Linked DNA regions of Homo sapiens: regions 2 and 3 are each linked to region 1. Evidence: chromatin contacts called from ENCODE Hi-C or POLR2A ChIA-PET data. All regions are on one chromosome and are shown on one strand. Each heading gives the region's core, a stretch centred on a gene start or an enhancer-like site at or near the end of the contact. The rest is flanking DNA. Distances are from core to core; before and after follow the strand shown. Region 1 overlaps FLJ33534 (Putative uncharacterized protein FLJ33534). Region 2 has its middle 32 kb from the start of PDIA6. Region 3 holds the start of PDIA6 (protein disulfide isomerase family A member 6).

Region 1 (4,263 bases), core at 26-2,525:
GGCTTGCCCGCAGAGGTGAGCCCGGCTGGGGTGGGGCCTTACACCTGGTGCCTGTGTCAGCCTCCCCTGGATGGGATTTGGAGTTTCAGTGGATACCAACACCCATGGAGGGCCCACGATGACCTGCTTTCCAATTAAGTGAACACCTCAAAGTCCCTTCCGGCGTAAACAATCTCTGATTCCTTGATTTAATCCTCCACAGTTAAAGGAACCTCTGCACTAATGGGCTTGAGTGACGTCTTTTTGCACAGTAATACGTGGTCGTATAACCCCCACAACGTGTCTCTAAATCCATGTAACAGTCACTGCTCTCAATAGTGATCACAGTTGTGCAGAATTGAGATCTGAATGCTGGTTGTGGTTGTGCAGAGCTGACATCTGAATGCTGGTTGTGGTTGTGCAGAGCTGACATCTGAACGCTGGTTTTGGTTGTGCAGACCTGAGATCTGAATGCTGGTTTCGGCTGTGCAGAGATGAGATCTGAATGCTGGTTTCGGCTGTGCAGAGATGATATCTGAATGCTGGTTTCGGCTGTGCAGACCTGAGACCTGAATGCTGGTTTCGGCTGTGCAGAGATGAGATCTGAATGCTAGTTTCAGCTGTGCAGAGATGAGATCTGAATGCTGGTTTCGGCTGTGCAGACCTGAGATCTGAATGCTGGTTTCGGCTGTGCAGAGCTGAGATCTGAATGCTGATTTCAGCTGTGCAGACCTGAGATCTGAATGCTGGTTTCTACAGTGGATTTGTCACATTCACACGTAGCGGGGCTTGGGACTTGAATGTATCTTTTTGGAGGGACACAATTCAACCCATAACACGCCCCTCCTGGGCACCTGCACCTGGTGGCGGCCCACACTGTGGATAAAGGCCTGGCCCCAGGCTCCACTCGGGACAACCCTGAAGGGGTGTGCCAGCTCCAGAGCTTCCCCAGGGACCAGCGGTTAGGGCATCACTGCCCGACGACTCCCTCTACCCCACTGGCTTTCCTTCTCTCCCTTCACAGACCCTAAACCCAAGAGCACTGCCCCGCCACCAATAAACACTCTTCTGTCTCTGAGTGAGCTTCCCCGGGGACCCAACCTGCATCAGGGACTCACCTATGTGGGGACATGGCCCATGCTGACGCGTGGCCTGGGGGACATGCCCCATGCTGAAGCATGGGTTGGGGGACACGGGGCCCATGCTGACGCGTGGGTTGGGGGACATGGCCCATGCCGACGCATGGCCTGGGGGACATGCCCCATGCTGAAGCGTGGGTTGGGGGACACAGGCCCATGCTGACACGTGGGTTGGGGGACACAGGCCCATGCCGACGTGTGGCCTGGGGGACACAGGCCCATGCTGATGTGTGGCTGTGAAACTAACACATCACCCAAGGCCTCCAGGTGAGGGTCCCCTCATAGCCACGCTGTGACAGGACGAGGTTGTTCCAGAACGTTTCAGAGGCTACCCCTAGGCAGCCATCTCCAGACTCCATTGATGAGCAGCCTTGGGAACCTCCCCCCACCCCACTGTGCCCCACCCGCGTCTGATGATCCTCCCGGTCTGTAAACCTTGGCCCGGCCGACTTTAAGCAATTGTCAGTTATGTACTCACTTCTGCCTCCAAGACGTCAGTCAGCCTCTACTGTACACGGCTCACACTGGGCGCCAAGGACGTGTAGCTCACGGTCATGGCCCTGACCTCGAGTGGCTCAGACTCGGTGGGAATGAAGACAAACACACAGCTTTCCATGACACAGAGTGACGGGTGTGGGAGAGGCAGCCGCCGGCTGCCGTGGGAATCCAGAGAAATGAGACTCAATCCAGACCCGGTCCACGCAGGTGCCTCAGAGACAGTGAGGGGGATGGTGGTCCTGGGAGGGGCACACTGTGGCTGCTCCTGCACAGCCAGGGAGCTACAGGGGTTTCCACGTGGCCAGGCGCAGCAGGGAGGCAGGCACCTGATTGTGAAATGAACAACTATTGAGCTCCATAGGTTACTAAACTAGTTGGAGGCAGCTATCCCCAGTACTACTCGGGCCACAATACAATGCCTGATACTTTTGGTGGCTGTGGATCTGTACCGTGTTTAGCACACGGCCTGGGAGTTAGGACCCTCCCTCTCCCCTTTTCTGGTCTGGAGGTTTCACCTGAACCCTATTCATTCCACATGGGGGGCTGATTTTTTTGATCAGATCAGTCCTGGGTCTTCACCAGCTCATCTGACTGGTCTGCCAAAGTTACTTCAACTTTAATTTATGAATTCTGTGACCATATTCCTCACATCACAGGATTTCCAATCTTCAGATAAGAGAGGGAGGGTAAAAACCTTTGGGTCAATTTAGTTAGGTTTACACTTTGAGAACTAGAAAATTTCTAACCAGGGAAAGTGAAAGAACGTGAGAGCCTCGGCACAGGTCAAATGCAAAAACACCTAAGAAATCAAGACAACTGAAAAGAGAGGCTGGGCGTGGTGGCTCACACCTGTAATCCCAGCACTTTGGGAGGCCGAGGAGGGCAGATCACTTGAGGTCAGGAGTTTGAGACCAGCCTGGCCAACATGGTGAAACCCTGTCTCTACTAAAAATACAAAAATTAGCCAGGTGTGGTGGGCCCCTGTAATTTCAGCTACTCGAGAGGCTGAGGCATGAGAATTGCTTGAACCTGGGAGGTAGAGGTTGCAGTGAGCCAAGATCGCACCACTGCACTCCAGCCTGGGGGACAGAGTGAGACTCTGTTTTAAAAAAAAAGAAAGAAAAGAGGCCAGTAGTCTGAAGACAGGAAATGCCAGCTCAGTTTTCAAAAACAGAGGAAAGGTGAATTCTAAAAACCAACTAGGCCTGGTGCAGTGGCTCATGCCCATAGTCTCAGCACTTTGTGAGGCTGAGGCAGGAGGATTGCTTGAGTCCAGGAGTTTGAGACCAGCCTGGACAACATAGTGAGACTCCCCCCGCCCTCCATCTCTACAAAAAATTAAAACATAATAGTAATTACCCAGGCGTGATGATGCACATATGCAGTTGTAGCTACCCAGGAGGCTGAGGTGGGAGGATCACTTGAGCCCAGGAGGTCAAGGCAGCAGTGAGCTATGATTGAGATGGGGTGACAGAGTGAGACCCCATCTCAAAAAAATAAATAAATGAAAAATAGAAACAAACCAGCAAGCCTGACCAATTTTGAGCAAAATTCCAGTATGCAGTAATTTTTTTTTTTTTTGAGATGAAGTCTCACTCTGTCACCCAGACTGGAGTGCAGTGGCACAATCTCTGCTCACTGCAACCTCCGCTTCCTGGGTTCAAGCGATTCTCCTGCCTCAGCCTTCCAAGTGGCTGGGACTACAGGCATACACCACTGCGCCCAGCTAATTTTTGTATTTTTAGAGACGGGGTTTTACCATGTTGGTCAGGCTGGTCTCAAATCCCTGAACAAGTGATCCACCCGCCTTGGCCTCCCAAAGTGCTGGGATTACAGGCCTGAGCCACCGCACCTGGCCTTAAGTAATTTTGAAATGATTAAGGAGGTGGGGAAGAAAACTAATTGCTGGGAACCAGCACGTGGTCACTGAGGACCGATCGCCTTTCACTTTGACGAGGTCGTTAGATCAACAGCCCTGGAAAATGTTATGGGCTCCATGTTCTCGTCTTTATTGTAGAAAAAAAAATGTACATCTTTCCACAACTCTTTGTAAAAACAGAAGAAAAAGAAGGAGGAGGAGAAAGGGGGGGAGGAGCCTAGAGCTAGGCAATGTCAGATGGTAACAGAAGGCTTCAGTGTAAGGCTGAGGTCCCCTGAAGTCTCCACACCACACTCCCCAGCCTCAATCCCCCAGGTGTCTACAGGTCCATGAAGGTGCTGCTGGGGTCTGCCAGCTAAACACGGCATCTCAAAAGGCCTAATGGAAAGCGTACTCTTACCCACAGGCTAGCTAACATGTCATTTCGGCACGGTGTAATTGAAGGGGACTGGGCTCTTGTTCTGTCCAAGATGCATGGGCTTGAGTCAGTTATAAAACCTCTCTGGGCATTTTTATTTCCAGCAAGAGGAAAATCTACAAAATCTGAAAATCCTGTGGCCAGAAAACACCTAGAAATCCTGGAAAATTTATCCCGAATATCCTGTTAAATACATGGCGGGGCACACATCAGTAAGAGAGCCCCAGTGGACAGAAGCAAAGAAGAAGCTGCGGATTCAGCTGCTGCCCTTGGGGATATTTGCCAAGCTCAGGAACAGAGAGCCTCGGTTTCCACAGCCATCCGGGCACTGGACACCAAACCCGGGGCCT
Region 2 (4,022 bases), core at 468-2,967, 260 kb before region 1:
CCTTAAACATGGAAGGATTTCTCCTTTGACGGGAAGTGAGCTTGGAGGCATTCCTGAGCACCCATTCCTGCAGAATGCCTCCTCCTTTGGCTTCTTGATAGCAGGCTAAGAAAGTATCTGGCAGGTGCAGAGACAAGCCTGCCCAATGTGGACAGGATCCAGCCAAGTGCCAGCTTGGATCAAATGTCCCATGCCCTGGGCAGGAAGAAAGATGATCTTCCTAGAGGAACCAGAACTCTCTGGCAAAAGCTCGTGAGTGTTGTAGGCCAGCTCCAGTATTCGAGGTTACAATCAGGCATCCTCTGGGGAACTTACTTCTCTTGTCAACACTAGGGCGAGAGGTGGCTGGATTTCTTTGGAGGAGCTTTGAGGATGCTTTCAGATTCTGTATTCATCAGTTCCTGTGTTTATCAATATCTACTGAACCTACTGAATGCTGGGTATTGTAGTAAGGTCTTTCATGAGTTATTTTATTTATTTATTTATTTTTCAAGACAGAGTCTCACTTACTCTGTTGCCCAGGCTGGAGTGCAGTGGTGTGATCTTGGCTCACTGCAACCTCCACCTTCTGGGTTCAAGTGATTCTCCTGCCTCAACCTCCTGAGTAGCTGGGATTACAGTTGCCCGCCACCACGTCTGGCTAATTGTTGTATTTTTAATAGAGACGGGGTTTCATTATGTTGGCCAGGCTGGTCTCATACTCCTGACCTCAGGTGATCTGCCCGCCTCAGCCTCCCAAAGTGCTGCAATTACAGGTGTGAGCCACCATGCCCAGCTTTTCATGAGTTATTTAATCTTCATGACAACTCTGTGAAGTCACCATTCTTGTCCCCCTTTTACAAATAAAGAAACTGAGGCTCTGGGAGGTTAAATAAGCACACGGCACTAGCATGGGGAGACTTGGTTCTAGCAATTTCTGGCAGTTGGCTTTTGATGGCCATTTCCTATAGGACAGGCCCTTCTCTTACCGTCCCCATGCCCTTAGAGGTTTGGCCTGTTTGTTAGGGTGTCTGTGTGCATAGGTATCCTCCTGGCCTCATTCCCAAAAGGGCTTGAGATAGTGTGTCCAAATACAAATGGGAGGAAGACCGCATACATGGACAGATCAGGGCTAAGAAAAATACAGGTAAAGTGAAAGACAAGGTCTGCAGGAACGTTCGTATGTGCATATTCAGTACAGTCAGGGCAGAGATTCCTCATCAGTTACAGTCAGGGCAGAGATTCCTCAGAGCGAAAATAGAGAAACTGATTAGTTAATGTGTTTTCTACTTTACTAGTACACGTCACTAGTACACGTCAGGTAAAATAAACCAACTAGTCCTGTATGTACACGCGTTCGTAGATCTCAAACAAAACAAAAACAAAACAAAACAGGAGGTTGAGTGGAAAGGCAGCTGAAAGGAAAGCTCAGAGAGGTGAAGTAACAGCTCGAGGTTGCAGCCATCCCTGCATTCCTTCAGGCTGCAGAGCTCCAGTAGCAGACCCAGGATTCAAATCCAAGTGTTTCTGGCTCTGGAGCTGGGCTCAAATTTAGGGCATTACTTTTTTCTTCCATTTCAAACAGGACACATATCCGACCCTCAAGAATAGGAGATAAAGCAGGCGCATAAATAGCTCCTTGTGTTCTGTCTTTCTAAGGACACAGGAGGGTGAGGCAGGCTGTGGGCAGGGCTTCAGAGCCGCGCAGGCAGGGGCATGGGTGGGCGTGGCTGCGTCTTATAGGCTGAGCCACTGGCTGTGCCCCTGAGCTGAGCTGGGTGAGTACTCTAGGCATTCCTGGCAGAGGATACAGCAGGAGCAAAGGCCTGGAGGCTAAAAATAGCTTGCGGGCAGGGGAGCTACCAGCAGTTCAGTGCTTCTGGAGTTTAAAGAGCCCGGCGAGGGTCATGTCAGATGACGCCGGTCCACGAGAAGGAGGGTGGATTATATCCTTAGAGACGCCATAGAGTGAGGATATAATGGCTCTGTAACAAGCATAAACTGTGATGGTCTGGGATGCCCTCGTCATAGACAGCCCCTGGAGAGTCGTAAGTAGAGTGTGACATAACCAGATTTGTGCTTTAGAAAGGTTGCTGGTTGCAGAGCTGGTGGGATGCGTTTTTATTTGAAAAGGTGAAACATACTCAACATAAATAATTTGGACAGTAGGAGGAGAATGGGAAGAGTATACAGTGGCAAGCAAGGTCCTTCCTCATCCTTATCCCCAAATACCCCTTCTCAGAAGCAGCGATCACTGTCACCATTTTCAGTGGTTTTTTTTTTTTTTTTTTTTAGATAGAGTCTCACTCTGTCGCCCAGGCTGGAGTGCATTGGCACGATCTCAGCTCACTGCAACGTCCGCCTCCCGGGTTCAAGTGGGTCTCCTGCCTCAGCCTCCCGGGTAGCTGGGATTACAGGCGTGTGCCCGCATGCCGGGCTAATTTTTGTATTTTTAGTAGAGACAGAGTTTTGGCACGTTGGCCAGGCTGGTCTTGAACTCCTGACCTCAGGCGATCCACCTGCCTCAGCCTCTCAAAATGCTGGGCTTACAGGCGTGAGCCATCGCACCTGACCAACCCGCTGTTTTATTCTAGAGATAGTCTGAATGTGCGTGTGTGTATGTATATATACCTCTTCCCTTTTATGCAGGTGCCATGTATTAGATACACTATTCTATACCTAGCTTTTTATTTATAGGCCTTGTAAGTCATTCTATATTGATACATAGAGCTGCCACAATGTTTTCATTGCCTGTCAAATGTTCCATGAATCTAGCAGACCGTATCAACTTCTTCCCCACAGATGGACATTGAGGTTGTTTATAATTTCTTGCATTACATTCAATGCTGCAATTCATATCCTCATGGCTAGGGATGAGTACGTGGAGTGAGTTCCCTGAAGTGGAGTTGCTGGGTCAAAGTGTATATACATTTGTAATTTTGATAAATATTGTCAAATCGTCCTCCTTAGGAGGGGAGTTCATTCTATGCACCCATTCCTGTGCATGAGGATATTTGCAGCAGAAATGCTTTGAGTCCTGGATGATGGGGCCAGGTGGATTATTGGATTGGAGGTAGGGAGAGTAAACAGTGATTACTACAAGAGTCTGGGGGAGAGATGGTGAGGGTCTTGCCTAAGGCATTCCTGGTGGTGAGTAGCCAGGAGGCGAGGATTTGGAGAACTGTATCAGGAAGGAAGGTTGCTTTGAGGTATGGGATGGGGCTGGCGGGGGGCTAGGTAGAATAGTGTGAGTGGGGAGTGGCAGGGGCAGTTGGAGGAGAGCTGGGTGGAGACACCAGCAGTTGGAGGCATGGCCTGAAGCTGGGGAGAAGCTCTAGGCTGGGGGAGCTTGGGAGGAGGTAGGAGGTGTGGCCTTGAGCTCCAAGGGGCCACCTGGTAGAGCAGCGCCGAGGGAGAGGGCTGACTGGGACTGAGCCAGGGCAAGCCAGGTGCCCGGGATGCAAACTGGGAGCAGGCCCTGCCCTGCACACCCTGGGAGCCAGGGCCTCCTGACATTTTGTTGCCTGGTTGCCTCTCTTGCCTCACCCTTGTCCCAGCCCTGGGGGAGGCAGCCTTGGGACCAGCCATGGATTAAAGGGGCTGGCTGAGGGCAGAGGCTTGAAGGGAAGGAACAAAGAGGTAAAAGAATGTGTTGAGGGGAAAGTGTCCTGGAGGGCCAGGGCATGCACTCCCAAGTTCATGGGAGAGAGGCAGGGAAGGACTAGAAAGTGTCCTCCATTAGATGTACTGATTAGGCGCCACTGACACCCTTAGTGAAGCCGTTCTAATAATGCAACAGAGGCTTGGATAGTCTCTGACTCTATGAAACAATAATAGAAAGTCAGGGTGTTTACTCATTGGTCGTATCCTAGCAACAGCGTGTTCTCAGCAAGGGTAAGTGTTCTAGAACGCGAGACCAAATTATACGAGAACATAATGTTCTAGAATGTCTGCATGCATTTGCCAGCCGATTTCTTCTCAGAGGTACTCAGGAGATGCTTGAAAATTACCCCCCTTTCCTCTGAATTTGAAGGTAGTTGATA
Region 3 (4,179 bases), core at 371-2,870, 290 kb before region 1:
CTAAACAGACTAAACTCTTTTCCCCTCATCTACTCTCTCCACAGTAATATGGCAAATATTTACATCTCTTTAAAACATGTACTAGCTGGGCCAGGTGACTGACACTTGTAATCCCAGGATTTTGGGAGGTTGAGGAAGGAGGATCACTCGAGGCCAGGAGTTTGAGACCAACCTGAGCAATACAATGAGACCCTGACTCTACAAAAAATTTAAAAATTAGCCAGGTGTGGTGGCATGTGCCTGGATCCCTTGAGACCAGGAGTTCCAGGCTGCAGTGAACTATGATGGAAACCCTGCACTCCAGCCTAGGAGACAGAGCAAGACCGTGTCTCAAAAAACAGAAAGACATGTACTAACTCATTAATCCTCAGGACAACCCTAAGGGAGTACTATTATCAGTCCCTAAAATGGTGAACACCGTTGAAAAGGCACTGGCACAGAGTGGTTAAGTAACTTGCTCCAAGTCACAGAGCCAGTAAATAGGGGGAAGGTGGTCTGAGGCCAGAGCCGAGGTTAAGGACTGTCAGAGCCAAGGCTGTGACCAAGGCGAGCCCGGCAAGGACAGGACCCTCGGCCTCGCCCACTAAGAAGCAGACATTTACAGAATTCCTAAGACGCCGCGTTCCATTTCGTTTTTAAGGAGTCCGATCACATGCGAAGCGCCCCTGCGTCTTAAGCCCAGCTTTTGGAAGGCACTGTCCCTTTCTAAGGGAACTATGGGTCCTTATTTCAGGACTGAGATTTAACATTTCAGTTTTTCGTTTCTGAGACAGAGTTTCACTCTTGTTGCCCAGGCTGGAGTGGCGCGATCTCGGCTCACTGCAACCTCCGCCTCCTGGGGGTTCAGGAGATTCTCCTGCCTCAGCCTTCTGAGTAGCTGGGATCACTGGCGCGCGACACCACGCCCGACTAATTTTGTATTTTTAGTAGAGACGGGGTTTCGCCATGTTGGTCAGGCTGGTCTCGAACTCCTGACCTCAGATGATCCACCCGCTTCGGCCTTCCAAAGTGCTGGGATTACAGGTGTGAGCCACCGCGCCCGGCTTAACATTTCAGTTTTTAAAAGTAGGAGCTGCATAAAGCAGGTGGCAGAAACAAGCAGCAGTGCAGGACGCCCGCCAACCTCCGTCCCCACGCACGAGTTCGAGAAGAGCCCGGAACAAGCTCCCCTGCGACTCTCCGGGAATACAGACCCCCTCCCCGGGATCCGGCCGGGGCTGGGCTCCGCGGCTCTCCCGCCCGGCCCTGGACCCCGCGCCCGGCTCCAGCGCACGAGGCTCCCGCCCCCCGCGGCTGCGGAAGCCCCTCCCCACGGGCGCCCGAGTCTCCCGCGCACCCGCACCTCCGCCGGGGCAACCTAGCAGCTCCTCCGGACGCCGAGGCCCGCGCCTCCCGCCCGCCAGGCCCACTTCCGGCCGCCTGCGGCCGCGGCCCGCCGGGGAACGGCCTAGAGATTCGAAACCTTTCAGGCCGACCCCAGCTCGCCCGCCTCCCTCCGCTGGCCCGCACCTACCGAGCACCAGGAGAGCCATGCCGAGCGCCGGGCTACGTGCAGTCCCCACCGCCGCCGCCGCTTCAGCCCTGCAGCGTGCCGCACGCCGCGCCCCCGCGCCCACGTCCCGCCCCAGGCCAGTCCGGTGGTCCGAGGGGCGGCCGCGCGGGGGCGGGCCGGAAGGCGCTCGCCAAGCCGTGGCTGCGGCTCATTGGTCCGGGCGGACATCGCTCACTCACATATCCAATGGGAGGCGGCCGGGTAGAGGTTACCGGTTTGGTTTTTTTTCACGGGGGCGGTGGCGAGCAGCGGAAGGCGGGGCCTGCTGGGGGCGGGGCTGGCAGTCTCGGCTCGCACCGCCTCAGCTCCTCCGGGCCCTCTCGGGGTGCTGCTCGGAGGGGAGTCCAGTACTGGGCGTTTTTACCTTAGTTCCTTATTCTGCACCCCCCCACCCCGCCTCCTCCTTGCCTGTGTGCGCCCCCACCCTCTTTATCCCGGGGGAGCGTGACTCGGCCTCAGGGCACCCACGGTCCTGGGAGCTGACAGGGAATTCCTCTTGTGCCCGACGAATATTCCGTGGACACACATTTGCTCCGCACGCGCTGTCTGCAATGTAATTCGACAAGTTTCTATTTTGTTGAATTACTTTTGAAAGTTCTTCCGTCCAGGGCGCATGGCTCTGCAGAGCCTTCTCCTCCTTCTCTGGAGAACCCCAGGGACTTAAGCGGTAGCCTCCTCGCTGACAGGGTCTCCACTTTGTCCTGGGGGGCGAGGGGGCTGGCAATGCGCTCACGTGGGTGTGTGCTTTGTAAAATATGCAAAAGTGAAAAAAAATATGTTTGTGGGGCAGGCTGGCGAGCAGTGGCATGATACAGTTCACTGCAGCCTTGAACTCCTGGGCTGCAGTGAGCCTCCTGCCTCGGCCTCCCAAAGTGCTGGGATCACAGGCATGGGCCACCACGCCCGGCAAAAGTAAAAATTTTTTTGCTTTTTTTTGAGATGGAGTTTTGCCCTTGTTGCCCAGGCTGGAGTGCAAAGGCGGGGTCTTGGCTCACTGCAACCTCTGCCTCCCGGGTTCAAGCGATTCTCTTGCCTCAGCTTCCCGAGAAGCTGGGATGACAGGTGCATGTCACCACGCCCGGCTAATTTTTGTATTTTTAGCAGAGACAGGGTTTCTCTTGCCTCAGCTTCCCGAGAAGCTGGGATGACAGGTGCATGTCACCACGCCCGGCTAATTTTTGTATTTTTAGCAGAGACAGGGTTTCTCCATATTGGCCAGGCTGGTCTCGAACTCCCGACCTCAGGTGATCCGCCTGCTTCGGCCTCCCAAAATGCTAGGATTACAGTTGTGAGCCACCACGCCCGACCTAAAAGTAAAATCTTTCAAGCACAAGTTAAGACCACTGTATCTTTCCGCCTTGATTCTCCCTCCTATGTTTGGAGTGGACTCGGACATTTTGTTTTTGTATTAGTAATTTCTCCATATTGTAGTGTGTAAGGCATAAGTATTCTTAGGCAGGGGTCCAGGAGTGGTGGGGGCCGGCTGGTGGGCTTCCTGGAGGAAGTGGCACTAGAGCTGCGTTTGGAAGATTTTTCAGGCAAACTGAACTCAGAGGCACAGCAGCCCTCTGAAGTCACGGGGGCCTCTCCTGGAAGCCACATGCCAGCATTGATTTTCCCCAGGGAGGCTGCTTGTCCCGGGACAGAAATCCTCAGCTTGGTACCCCGGGCAGCTCCTCCTGAATGTGAAGGTGCGTGGGAAGCCCAACCGGTGATCGCAGGGCTGTTTGGGATTCACAGCAAAGGGCAGTGGACTGCGAGCCTGTTCCTCCAGGCCTGTCTGCTTTCCCTGAAGGGCGCCTGAGGGGCAATGAATGCTGTTTGTTTTTCTGACCCCTTTCCTGCATTTGACACATTTCCCCCCTTAAATTTGCTGCTGTTGCTGACTGGATTACAGCGAAGTCCTTCCTTTTCCTCTCAGCCTGGAAAGTCATGCTTTTCCTCCCTGGATGGAGGAATTTAATTCTCTTACCAGAAGAGGGCCCCTTCATTTGTCTTTACATTAAGACAGTTAACTTTGTCCCCATGGGCCACAGACATCACAGCTTCCACAACGCACTCACGATCGAGTTTGTTTTCTCAGGGTTGTGAGTTGATCGCAGCCTCTCCAGGCCTGCTGTGTTTGGGTAGCAATCCTGCTTGGAACAGAACCCTCGAACTGCGGTGGCCCACACTGCCAGTGCCCTTTGTGTGCTGTGTGGTCTCTGTCCCAGTTGGCCTCAGGGCTGATCCTCGTGGAGAAAACAGAGGCCAGATCATAACTCCCTGCTAAATATCCCAGGTCACTGGCTGCTCTGGACCGTGGGCTGAATGCGCAGCTGCACGAGGCACACACCCCTGTGAAGCCCACTGTACAGGCACAGGCTTCGGGAAATGCACAGGCTTCTGGAAATGCACAGGCTTCTGGAAATGCACAGGCTTCTGGAAATGCACAGGCCTCCGGAAATGCACAGGCTTCTGGAAATGCACAGCCTTCTGGAAATGCACAGGCTTCCGGAAATGCACCAGGGCGTGTTGCTCATTTCTTTTTTCATTAAAACCAAATGCACATTAACAACCTAATTATACGAGCAACTGTCTCAGGCACAGTCACTGGCCCCAGGGAGCACACAGCCAACAGAGAGGCA

Evidence for each region. A loop is a pair of places that touch in the nucleus more often than their neighbours do. ChIA-PET counts read pairs that join two places held with the same protein, here RNA polymerase II (POLR2A). Pooled maps may share reads with other maps.
Region 2: a loop to region 1 is called in a pooled map, with 2.3 times the contacts of the local background. The contact joins two enhancer-like sites. A Hi-C loop is called at or near these places in 6 of 50 pooled maps. POLR2A ChIA-PET finds 5 or more read pairs at or near these places in 2 of 52 experiments (activated naive CD4-positive, alpha-beta T cell and naive thymus-derived CD4-positive, alpha-beta T cell).
Region 3: a pooled map shows a loop between it and region 1 (5-fold over the local background). The contact joins the promoter of PDIA6 here to the enhancer-like site in region 1. A Hi-C loop is called at or near these places in 2 of 37 single-sample maps with no recorded cell type and 2 of 50 pooled maps. POLR2A ChIA-PET finds 5 or more read pairs at or near these places in 2 of 52 experiments (CD4-positive, alpha-beta memory T cell and WTC11).

What each region holds. Positions count from the first base shown.
Region 1 is chr2:11,103,721-11,107,983 of GRCh38, forward strand. FLJ33534 (Putative uncharacterized protein FLJ33534) reads right to left here. Exons shown (of 9, transcript NR_040080.1): 7 at 2,976-3,067; 8 at 1,597-1,942. Among named protein-coding and RNA genes, the nearest start is that of FLJ33534, 26 kb to the right of the region's middle. RefSeq lists enhancers at 1-68, 79-248, 269-418, 1,227-1,726. Within about 2 kb of position 1,276, at least 3 of the 41 ENCODE cell types and tissues checked have a DNase peak (open chromatin) inside an H3K27ac peak, as active enhancers do.
Region 2 is chr2:10,842,479-10,846,500 of GRCh38, forward strand. No RefSeq gene overlaps it. Among named protein-coding and RNA genes, the nearest start is that of PDIA6, 32 kb to the left of the region's middle. Within about 2 kb of position 1,718, at least 5 of the 41 ENCODE cell types and tissues checked have a DNase peak (open chromatin) inside an H3K27ac peak, as active enhancers do.
Region 3 is chr2:10,811,165-10,815,343 of GRCh38, forward strand. It overlaps PDIA6 (protein disulfide isomerase family A member 6), which reads right to left and starts at 1,621. Exons shown (of 13, transcript NM_005742.4): 1 at 1,514-1,621. The coding sequence starts at 1,532. RefSeq lists an enhancer at 624-683 and a silencer at 1,174-1,923.